Linked DNA regions of Homo sapiens: region 2 is linked to region 1. Evidence: read pairs that join two places in POLR2A ChIA-PET (ENCODE). Cell type or tissue: MCF 10A. All regions are shown on one strand. Each heading gives the region's core, and the rest is flanking DNA. Links, peaks and the distances in the headings are about the cores only.

Region 1 (5,390 bases), core at 280-5,279:
CTGTTTGTCATTTGTATGTCTTCTTTAGAGAAATGTCTATTCAAATATTTTGCCCAATTTTTAGAATATGAACAGACACTTCTCAAAATAAGACATTTATGCAGCCAATAAACATATGGAAGAAAGTTCAACATCACTGATCATCAAAGAAATGCAAATCAAATCCACAATGAGATGCCATCTCACGCCTGTCAGAATGGAAATTATTAAAAAGTCAGGAAACAATAGATGTTGGTGAGGCTGTGGAGAAATAGGAATGCTTTTACACTATTGGTGGGAATTTAAATTATTTCAACCATTGTGGAAGACAGTATGGCAATTCCTCAAGGATCTAGAACCAGAAATACCATTTGACTCAGCAATCCCATAACTGGGTATATACCCAAAGCAATATAAATCATTCTACTATAAAGACACATGCACACTTATGTTTATTGCAGTACTATTTAGAAAAGCAAAGACATGGAACGAACCCAAATGCCAATCAATGACAGACTGGATAAAGAAATGTGGTACATATACATCATGGAATACAATGTAGCCATAAGAAGGAATGAGACTGTTTGCTTTGCAGGGACATGGATGAAGCTGGAAGCCATCATCCTCAGCAAACTAACACAGGAACAGAAAACCAAACACCACATGCTGTCACTCCTAAGTGGGAGGTGAATATTGAGAACACATGGACACAGACAGGGGAACAACACACAGTATGGCCTATTGGGGGGTTGGGGAGTGAGGGGAGGGAACTTAAATGATGGGTCAATAGATAAGCAAACTACCATGGGATGATTATACCTACGTAAAAAACATGCACATTCTGCACATGTATCCCCCCCTTTTTTTTAAGAAAAGTGAAGAAAAAAAAAGAAATAGAAAAAAACATTTTTCCCATTTTTTGATCTGATCATTAGATTTTTTCCTACAGAGTTGTTTGAGCTCCTCATATATTCTGGTTATTAATCTCTTGTCAGATGGTTAACTCGCAAATATTTTCTCCCATTCAGTGAGTTGTCTCTTCACTTTGAGGACTGTTTCATTTGTTGTGCAGAAGCTCTTTACTTGATGTTCCCATTTGTTCATTTTTGCTTTAGTTACCTGTGCTTGTGGAGTATTGCTCAAGAAATTTTTGACCAGATTAATGTCCTGAAGACTTTCCCCTATGTTTTGTTGTAATAGTTTCAGTTTGAGGACTTAGGTTTGTCTTTAATCCATTCTGAATTGATTTTTATATACAGCAAGCGATAGGAGTCTAGTTTCATTATTCTTCATGTGAATATCCAGTTTTCTCAGCATCATTTATTGAAGAGACTGTCTTTTCCCTGGTGTATGTTTTCAGCACCTTTATCAAAAATGAGTTCATTAGTAGGTGGTGTATTTGTTTCTCAGTTCTCTATTCTGTTCCATTGGTCTATATGTCTGTTTTTATGGCCAGTAGCATGCAGTTTTTATTACTGTAACTTTGTAGTATGATTTGAAGATAGCTACTGTGATTCCTCCAGTTATTTATTTGTTTATTTATTTTTCCTTAGGATACCTTTGGCTATTCTGGGTCTATGCCATTCCATACATGTTTTATAAAGAATGTCATTTGTATTTTGATAGGGATTGCATTGAATCTGTAGATTACTTTGCTAATATGGACAGTTTAACAATATTGATTCTTTAATGCCATGAAAATGAATTTTTTTTACACTTTTTGGTGTCCTCTTCAATTTCTTTCATCAACTTTTATTTGTTTAGTTTTTAGTGTAGAGTTCTTCCACTTCTTTGGTTAAGTTAATCCCTAGGTGTTCCATTTTATTTGTGACTATTGTAACTGAATTGCTTTTAAAATTTCTTTTTCAGATTATTCACTGTTGGCATATAGAAATGCTGTTAAATTTTTATGGTGACTTGTATTCTGCAACTTTACTAAATTTTGTTTATCAGTTCTAATAGTATTTTTTTTTCTTCTGTGGAGTCTTTAGATTTTTCCAAATGTAAGATCATATTACTTAATTTGACTTATTCCATTTCAACTTGGATGTCCTTTATTTCTTTGTGTTATCTGATTGCTCTAGCTAGGACTTACAGCTAGAACAATGTTATGTTGAATAACAGAGGTGAAAGTGGGGATCCTTTTCAAGTTCTGGATCTTAGAGAAAAGGCTTTCAGGTTTTCCCTATGCAGTGTGATAATAGCCGTGAGTCTGTCATATATGGCTTTTATTATGTTGAGGTATGTTTCTTCTATACGCAGTTTTTTAAGAGTTTTCATCATGAAGGGATGCTGAATTTTACCAAATGGTTTTCCAACATCAATTGAAATGATCATACGGTTTTTTTTTTTTATTTTTCATTCTGTTGCCATGATGCATCACATTAATTGATCTGCATATGTTGAACCATCCTTGCATCCCAGGGATAAATCTCACTTGGTCATGATGAATGATCTTTTTAACAAATTGTTGAATTAGGTGTGCTAGTATTTTTTTGAGAATTTTTGCATCAATATTCATCAGAGATATTGGCCTGTAGTTTTCTTTTTCTTTTTCTCTCTCTTTTTTTTAAATTTATTAATGTTTCTTTGGTTTTGGTATCTGGGTAATACTGGCCTTACAGAATGAGTTTGGAAGTATTCCATCCTCCTCTATTCTTTGAAATCATTTGAGTAGGATTGGTATTAGTTCTTTAAATGTTTGATAGAATTCAGCAGTGAAGCCATCAGGTCCATGGCTTTACTGTGAGGCTTTTTATTACAGCTTAGATCTCATTACTTGTTATTGGTCTGTTCAGGTTTTGGATTTCTTCCTGATTCAATCTTATTAGGTTGCATGTGTCTAGGAATTTGTGTTTTGGTTTTCCTAGATTTTCCAATTTATTGGCATATAGTTGCTTATAATAGCTACTAATAATTCTTTAAATTTCTGCAATATCAGTTGTAATGTCTCCTTTTTCATTTCTGTTTTTATTTCTTTGTGTCTTCTATCCTTTTTGCTTAGTCTGCCTAAAAGTTTGTTAATATTATGTATCTTTTCAGAAAGTCAACTTTTTGTTGCATTGATCATTTGTATTGTTCTCTTAATTTCAAATTCGTTTATCTCTTCCCTGATATTTATTATTTATTTTCTTTTACTAATTTTGGGTTTGGTTTGCTCTTGCTCTTCTAGTTCTTTAAGATGCATCATTAAATTGTTTAAGTTTTCCCTTTTTATGTAGGCACTTGTAGCTATAAGCTGTCCTTTTAGTACTGCTTTTTCTGGATCCCATAATTTTGGGTATGTTGTGTTTGCATTATTATGTGTTTCAAGAAAATTTTCAGTTTCCTTCTTAATTTCTTCATTGACTCACTAGTCAATCAGGAGCATGTTAATGTCCATGTTGTTGGTATAGGATCAAAAATTCCTCTGTTATTGATTTCTAGTTTTATTCCATTTTATGATCAGAGAAGATGCTTAATGTTATTTCAGTTTTTTTGAACATTTTAAGACTTGTTTGTGACCTACCATATGATCTATCCTTGAGAATGATCTATGTGCTGAGGAAAAGCATGTGTATTCTGCAGCTGTTGCATAAAATATTTTCTAAATGTCTATTATATCCATTTGGTCTATAGTGCAGATTAAGTCTGTTTTTTTTTTGCTGAGTTTCTGTCTGGAAGATCTGCTGAAAGTGGGGTGTTGAAGTCTCCAGCTATTATTGCATTGAGGCCTAGCTCTCTCTCTTTGGCTCTCATATTTGCTTTATATATATGTGTGCTCCAGGATTGGGTACATATATATTTAAAATTGTTATATCCTCTTGGTAAGCTGACCCCTTTATCATTATTTAGCGACCTTCTTTGTCTCTTCTTAGATTTTGTCTTGAAATCTGCTTTTTAAAAGTATAGTTACTCCTGCTGTTTTTCGGTTTCCATTGGCATGAAGTATCTTTTCCCATTTGTTTATTTTCAGTCTATGTGTGTTTTTGTAGGTAAAGTGTGTTCTTTTGTGGGCAACAGACGAATGTGTATTATTTGTTATCCATTAAGACACTCTGTCTTTTGATTGGAGAGTTTAGTTCATTTTTATTCAATTTTATTATTGATAAGTAAAAACTTACTCCTAACATTTTGTTACATGCTTACTGGGTGTTTTTAATGGTCTTCTCTTCGTTCTTTCTTTTCTTTCTATCTTCCTTTAGTGAAGGCGATTTTCTGTGGTGATATGATTTAGTTTCTTACTTTTTATTTTTTCATGTATCCATTGTATTGTTGTTGCTGTTGTTGTTATTCTGAGTTTACCATGAGGTTTGCCAACTGTTTTGTCTTTTTTTCCTCTTCTATCTTATGGATTTCCATTTTAATCTTTATAATTGCATTTCCTCCTCTTACTTGGTCTTTCCTTTTTTCTTCTTTTTTCTAGGATCTTAAGATGAAAGCTGCAGTGATTGATTTGAAACTCTTCTCCATTTTTATTATTCACTTTAGTGTAATAAATTTTCCTTTACTGCTTTAGGAGCATCTCACAAATTGTTAATTATTGTGTTTTGCTTTCATTCAGTTCAAAGTAAACTTTAGTTTTTATTTATACTTCAACTGATTTTTTAAGTATGCTACTTAGTTTTTAACTATTTGGGGATTCTCCAGATATCTGTTGTTTTTGTTACTGACTTCTAATTACTTTATATACAACTTGAACCACTTTAAATATGTTAAGACTAGTTTTATGTCCAATATATGCTCTATATTTATCTTTTATGCTGTTGAAAAAAAGGATGTATACTATCCTGTAATTCAGCACACACACACACGCACACACACACACTCACACACACACACACCATTTCCAGTATTCTTCAATGCTTTGTGTAGGTCAATATTTCTTTCTAGTGTGGGTCTTACTTCTGCCTGACAGATATCCTTAAATATTTATTATAGTGGCAAGTTGCTAGTGACTAATTCCTTCAGCTTTTGACTCTGTTATAAAGTTGTTATATTCCCTTTGATTTTGAATAATAGATCTCTCATGTATACATGGGAGAATGCATGTGAATTCCAAATTCACACACACACATTCCATCAGTACACTGTGCCCCCATCTGCACTGCTCTATTGAGTAATGTGTCATTGCTCTCATCTTTGTTCTTTTCCTTTTTTGTTTTCTTTCTCTGGCTGCTTTTGAGATTTTTTTATTTTTCATTCGTTTTGAACAATTACATTATGATGTGCCTTGCTTTAGTCTTCTTCATGTTTCTTGTGCCTGGAGTCTGCTTCGGTTCTTGGATTTTTGGATTTAAATTTGTATTTACTTTGGAAAAATCGTAACCATTATTTCTCTAAATATTTTATGTTCCCCTTATTCCTTCAGGAACTATTTTGCACATATATTTATAGGATATTGCTTATAGCTAATCAATAATATGTTCATT
Region 2 (5,390 bases), core at 77-5,076, 200 kb before region 1:
AAGAATTTACCCAGAAGTTTCAAATGTCAGTTTCTAGTGTGAGTTCCACCTTGTTGATTAAAAATTTTAAACTTAATCCCAACTTCTATTTTTTCTTACTCATAGTTATCTTTAAATTATTTAGTGGTTTTTACTTTCCATGAAAAAATAGAGTTGTTTGTGTGTGTGCGTGTTATGTTCACTGCTGTATGACCTGCTATCAAAAATAAAGCTTGGCATATGAAAATAATTTAATATATATATTTTAAGTTAATAAATCACCTCATTATTAACATAAAGATCAGGAAGTAATGTTGCAGTAGTTTTTAGAGATCATGCTAGCAATCCTGTCAATATCAAGTAACTTTTTTTTCAAAAAACCTTTTTCTCTTCACTGTAAAAACATATGACTATTTTATGTGTGCAAATTCCACCTGGAATTACATTTATTTTGCTGTTCTATTCTGGATGTAAGAGCTTCATTTTGTTTCATATCAATTTCTTTATTTCACATTGTAGAAGACAAAGTATATTGCACACTAGTGAAATATATTTTGGAATGAGCAAGGTGGTACATTTTCCAATCAGCCAAATTATGGGGAGCTAACACTTGGAGCTACAGTAAAAGGCTGCTGTAGCTTTTTGTTGAAAATGTTGATTTAGAGTAACATTATACCTCACACACTTGGAGAATATAGTCAGAAAAAATCATGTGCCTACAAGCAAACAATGAAGAGACTGGTTGTAAAAGGGCAAAATCAATTTATTTCTAGGAAAACTGATTAAAAATATTCTGTGGAGGATTTTGATAAAATGCAAATGTTATCAAGCAAAATGCAGACTGAAGGACAGTTTTGCCATGGGAGGCAAACTAGTAATAACTAAGTTCAATAAATTATTGGGTTGAGAACCTGTATTGTTTACTACTTTTGTGTGGGAGCTATAGTTTACTCTCTCTCTCTCTCTCTCTCTCTCTCTCTCTCTGTAAAACTCTCTGTAAATATTTATATACAGACATACCTCATTTTATTGCACTCCACTTTATTGTGCTTTGCAGATATTGCATTAGTTACAAATTGAAGTTTTGTGGCAATGCTGCATCAAGCAACTCTATCAGTGCCATTTTTTTCTAATAGCATGTGCTTATTTCATGTCTCTGTGTCACATTTTGGTAATTTGTATTGGATCTGTTATGGTGATTTGTGATCAATGATTTTTCATGTTACTCTTGTAATTGTTTTGTAACACCACAAACCATATAGGATGATAAGTTGAATCAATGTTGTGTGTGTTCTAACTGCTCCACCAACCATGTGTCTCACTGTCTCTCTCCCTTTCCTCAGGCTTTCCTGTTGCCTGAGATGTAAAAATATTGAAATTATATCAATTAACAACCATGCAATGGCCACTAGTGTTGAAGTGAAAGGAAGAGCCTCATGGCTCTCATTTTAAATCAAAACCCAGAAATGATTAAGCTTAGTGAGGAAGTTATGTAGAAAGCAGAGACAGCTCCAAAGCTAGGTCTCTTGCACCAGTTAGCCAAGTTGCAAAAGCAAAGAAAAACTTATTAAGGGAGATTAATAGTACTACTCCAGTTAACACACAAATTATAAGAAAACAAAATAGCTTTACTACTTATAGTGAGAAGGTTTTAGTGGTCTGGATGGAAGATCAAACCAGCGACAACATTCTCTTAAGCCAAAACCTAATCCAGAGCAAGGCACTAATTTTTTCAATCCTATGAAGTCTGAGAGTGGTGAGAAAGCTATAGAAGAAAAGTTTAAAGCCAGCAGAAGTTGGTTTATGAAGTTTGAGGAAATAATGCATCTCTATAATATAAAAGTGCAAGATGAGGCAGCAGGTGCTGATGTAGAAATGCAGCAGGTTATCCAAAAGATCTAGCTAGGGCAATTGATCAAGGTGACTACACTAAACAACAGATTTTCAGTGTAGACAACACAACCTTTTATTGGAAAAAGAAGTCATCTAGGACTTCCATAGCTGTAGAGGAAAAAAACAATGCTTGGCTTCAAAGCTTCACAGAGAGAGGCTTCAAATCTTCTCTTGTTAGTGGCTAATGAAGCTGGAGACAGTAAATTGAAGCCAATGATCATTTACTATTCTAAAAATTCTAGGGGCCTTAAGGATTATTTGAAATCTACTCAGCCTGTGCTCTATAAATAGAATAATAAAGCTTGGACGACAACACATCTGTTTATAGCATGCTTTACTGAATAATTTAAGCCCAGTTTTGAGACCTAGTGCTCAGTAAAAAAGATGCATTTCGATGTATTATTGCACATTGACAATGCACCTAGTCACTCAAGATTGTGCTGATAGAGACGTACAAGGAGATTAATACTGTTTTCATGCCTGCTAGTGAAATGTCCATTATATATTCCATGGATCAAGAACTAATTTTGACTTTCAAGTCTTATTTCTTAAGAAATGTGTTTTGTAAGCCTATAGTTGCCATAGATAGTGATGTATCTGATTGATCTGGAAAAGTTAATTGAAAATCTTTGGGGAAAGGATTTACCATTTTGGATGTCATTAAGAACATGTGTGATCCATGGGCAGAGAGGTTAATAATAGTTTGGAAGAAGTTGATATCAACTCTCATGGATGACTTTGAGGGATTCAAGACTTCAGTGGAAGAAGTAACTGCAGATCTGGTGGAAATAGCAAGAAAATTATAATTAGAAACGAACTTGGGATGTGACTGAGTTGCTGCAATCTCATGATAAAGCTTGGGCAGATGAGGAGTTGCTTTTGATGGATTAGCAGAGAAAGTGGTTTCAAAATATACTCCTGGTGAAGATGATCTGAACATTGTTGAAATGACATCAAAGAATTTAGAATAGTACATAAACTTAGTTGATGATAAAGCAGTGGCAGGATTTGAGAAGATTGACTCCAAGTTTGAAAGACATTTTACTCTGGATAAAAAGCTATCAAACAACATCTCATAGTACAGAGAAATCTCTACTACTCTTTCTTTTGTGAAAGGCAGAGAAAAATCAGTCAATGCAGCAAATTCATTGTTGTCTTTTCTTAAGAAATTGTCACAACTGCCCTAAACTTTAGCAACCACCATCTTGATGAGTCAGCAGCCATCAACACTGAGGCAATACCTTCTGCAAGTGAAAAGATTATGACTCATTAAAAGCTTAGATGATAGCATATTTCGGTAATTAAGAATTTATTTTTATTTTTGTTGCTGCTTTTTTTTTTTTGTGGTAGGGTCTCACTTTGTCACTGCAGGCTCGACCTTCCAGCATCAAGTGATTCTCCCACCTCAGCCTCCACAATAGCTGGGACCACAGGAATGTACCACCACACCAAGTTAATTTTTTTATTTGTAGAGATGAGGTCTCCCTACGTTGTCTAGGCTGTTCTCAAACTCCTGGCCAAAGCAATCTTTCCACTTCAGCCACCCAAATATTGGGATTATAGGCATAGCCCCCATGCCCAGCCCAAGCATTTTTATTTATTTATTTTTGTTATGTATGAAAAGTCTTTATTTTACCCTTTAAAAATTCTATTTTTAACAGCTGTAATGAGGTATAACTCATATACTATATAATTCACCCATTTAAAGTGTACAATTCAGTGATTTTTTAGGATATTTAAAGAGTTGTGTAACCATCACCACAACCAGCTTTAGAACAGTTTTATTACCCCCCAAAGAAACCCCATATCCATTATCAGTCACTCCCTTATTCCTTGCAACCTTTCCTAGGTCTAGAAAACCACTAATCTATATTCTGCCTCAATAGGTTTGCTTATTCTGGAAATTCTGTATAAATGGAATTATTCAATATACAGTCTTTTGTAACTGGCTTTCACTTAGCATTCTTATTTAAAGATTCATCGAGGTTTTCACTCAAGCCTGGGCGACAGAGCAAGATTCTGTCTCAAAAAAAAAAAAAAAAAAAAGATTCATCCAGGTTTTAGCATGTATCATTTCTTTTTTTATGACTGAATAATATTCCATCATATGGCTATGTCACATTTTGTTTATCCCTTACTCAGTTTCAGTTGATGGGTATTTGGGGTGTTTCTACTTTTTATTTGTTTTGAATAATGCTGCTATGGACATCTGTGTAGAAATTTTTGAATGAATGTATTTTTAAAATTTTATCTTGATTATATATCTAAGACTGGAATTGCTAGATCGTTATCATAACTATTTATTCATTTTTATTTTGAAAGGTATTTTTACTGGGCATAAAATTCTAGGTTGAAAGTTTTATTTTACTTTTAGTATCTTAAATAGGTTTCTCCACTGTCTCCTTGCTTGCATTATTTTTTTCCTGACTTGAAAACTCCCATTATTCTTATCTGTCTTCCCCTCTCTTTTTTTCTCTGGATGCATTTAAGATTTTCTTCTTTTCACTAGTTTTAATTAATTTAATTTCATGTTCCTCATGTATCTTTCTTCATGTTTCTTGTGCTTGGAACTTGTTGAGTTTCTTGAATCTATGGACTTTTATTTTTCATCATAATTTAAAATGTTTTTGCTGTTATATTTTAAGATATTTTTTCTACCCTTCCTTTTCTCCTTTAGGGGACTCCAATTACTCATGTTTTAGGTTGTTTGGAGTTTTTCCACAGCTTACTGAGTCTGTTTATTTTTAGCCTTTTTTAATTACTTTGTCTTCTAGTTTACCAAACATTTCTTCTGTAATTCTAATTTGCTGTGAATCCATCTAGCATATTTTACATGGATTATAGTTTTCATCTCTAGAAGACCAATAATTTCTTCTTTGTATCTTCCTGCTTATTTTTTTCTTTAGTTTCTTGAACATATTTAAAATAGTTATAATTGTTTTATTGTCTTTGTGTACTTTCTCCGTGTCAGTTATGGTCCAGTTTCTATTGATTAGATTCTGTCCTCTGCAAGGCTGTATTTTCTCGTCTCTTCTTGTGTCTGACCATCTGGTAATTTTTGTTTAAACGCCAGACATTTTATTCCCATTTTTGCTTTGTTTTTCTTCAACTTTTATATTAAATTATGGAGTGCACATGGGGATGTGCAGGTTTGTTACATAGGTAAACATGTGTCATGGTGGTTTGCTGCACAGATCAACCCATCACCTAGGTATTAAGCCCAGCATCCATTAGCTATTCTTTATGATGTCCTCCCTCTCCCCACCCCCTCTGACAGGCACCAGTGTATGTTGTTCCCCCCTCCATGGGTCCATGTGTTCTCATCACTCAGCTCCCACTTATAAGTGAGAACATGTGATGTTTGGTTTTCTGTTCTTGCATTAGTTTGCTTAGGATAACAGCTTCCAGCTCCATCCATGTCCCTGCAAATGACATGATCTCGTTCCTTTTTATGGCTGCATAGTATTCCATGGTTTACATGTACCACATTTTCTTTATTCAGTCTATCATTGTAGGCA

The links. Peaks named below come from ENCODE experiments on the same cell type or tissue, not always from the same donor. Only the 100,000 strongest peaks of a DNase experiment are listed, where the experiment ranks them.
Region 2: POLR2A ChIA-PET joins it to region 1 with 5 read pairs; 2 of 35 experiments call an interaction of 5 or more read pairs at or near these places.

Annotation. Positions count from the first base shown.
Region 1 is chr2:82,448,232-82,453,621 of GRCh38, reverse strand. No RefSeq gene overlaps it. Among named protein-coding and RNA genes, the nearest start is that of LINC01815, 980 kb to the right of the region's middle. In MCF 10A, for the core only: no CTCF peak of the experiment used is centred there; no DNase peak of the experiment used is centred there.
Region 2 is chr2:82,647,921-82,653,310 of GRCh38, reverse strand. No RefSeq gene overlaps it. Among named protein-coding and RNA genes, the nearest start is that of LINC01809, 870 kb to the left of the region's middle. In MCF 10A, for the core only: no CTCF peak of the experiment used is centred there; a DNase peak (open chromatin) is centred at 3,080.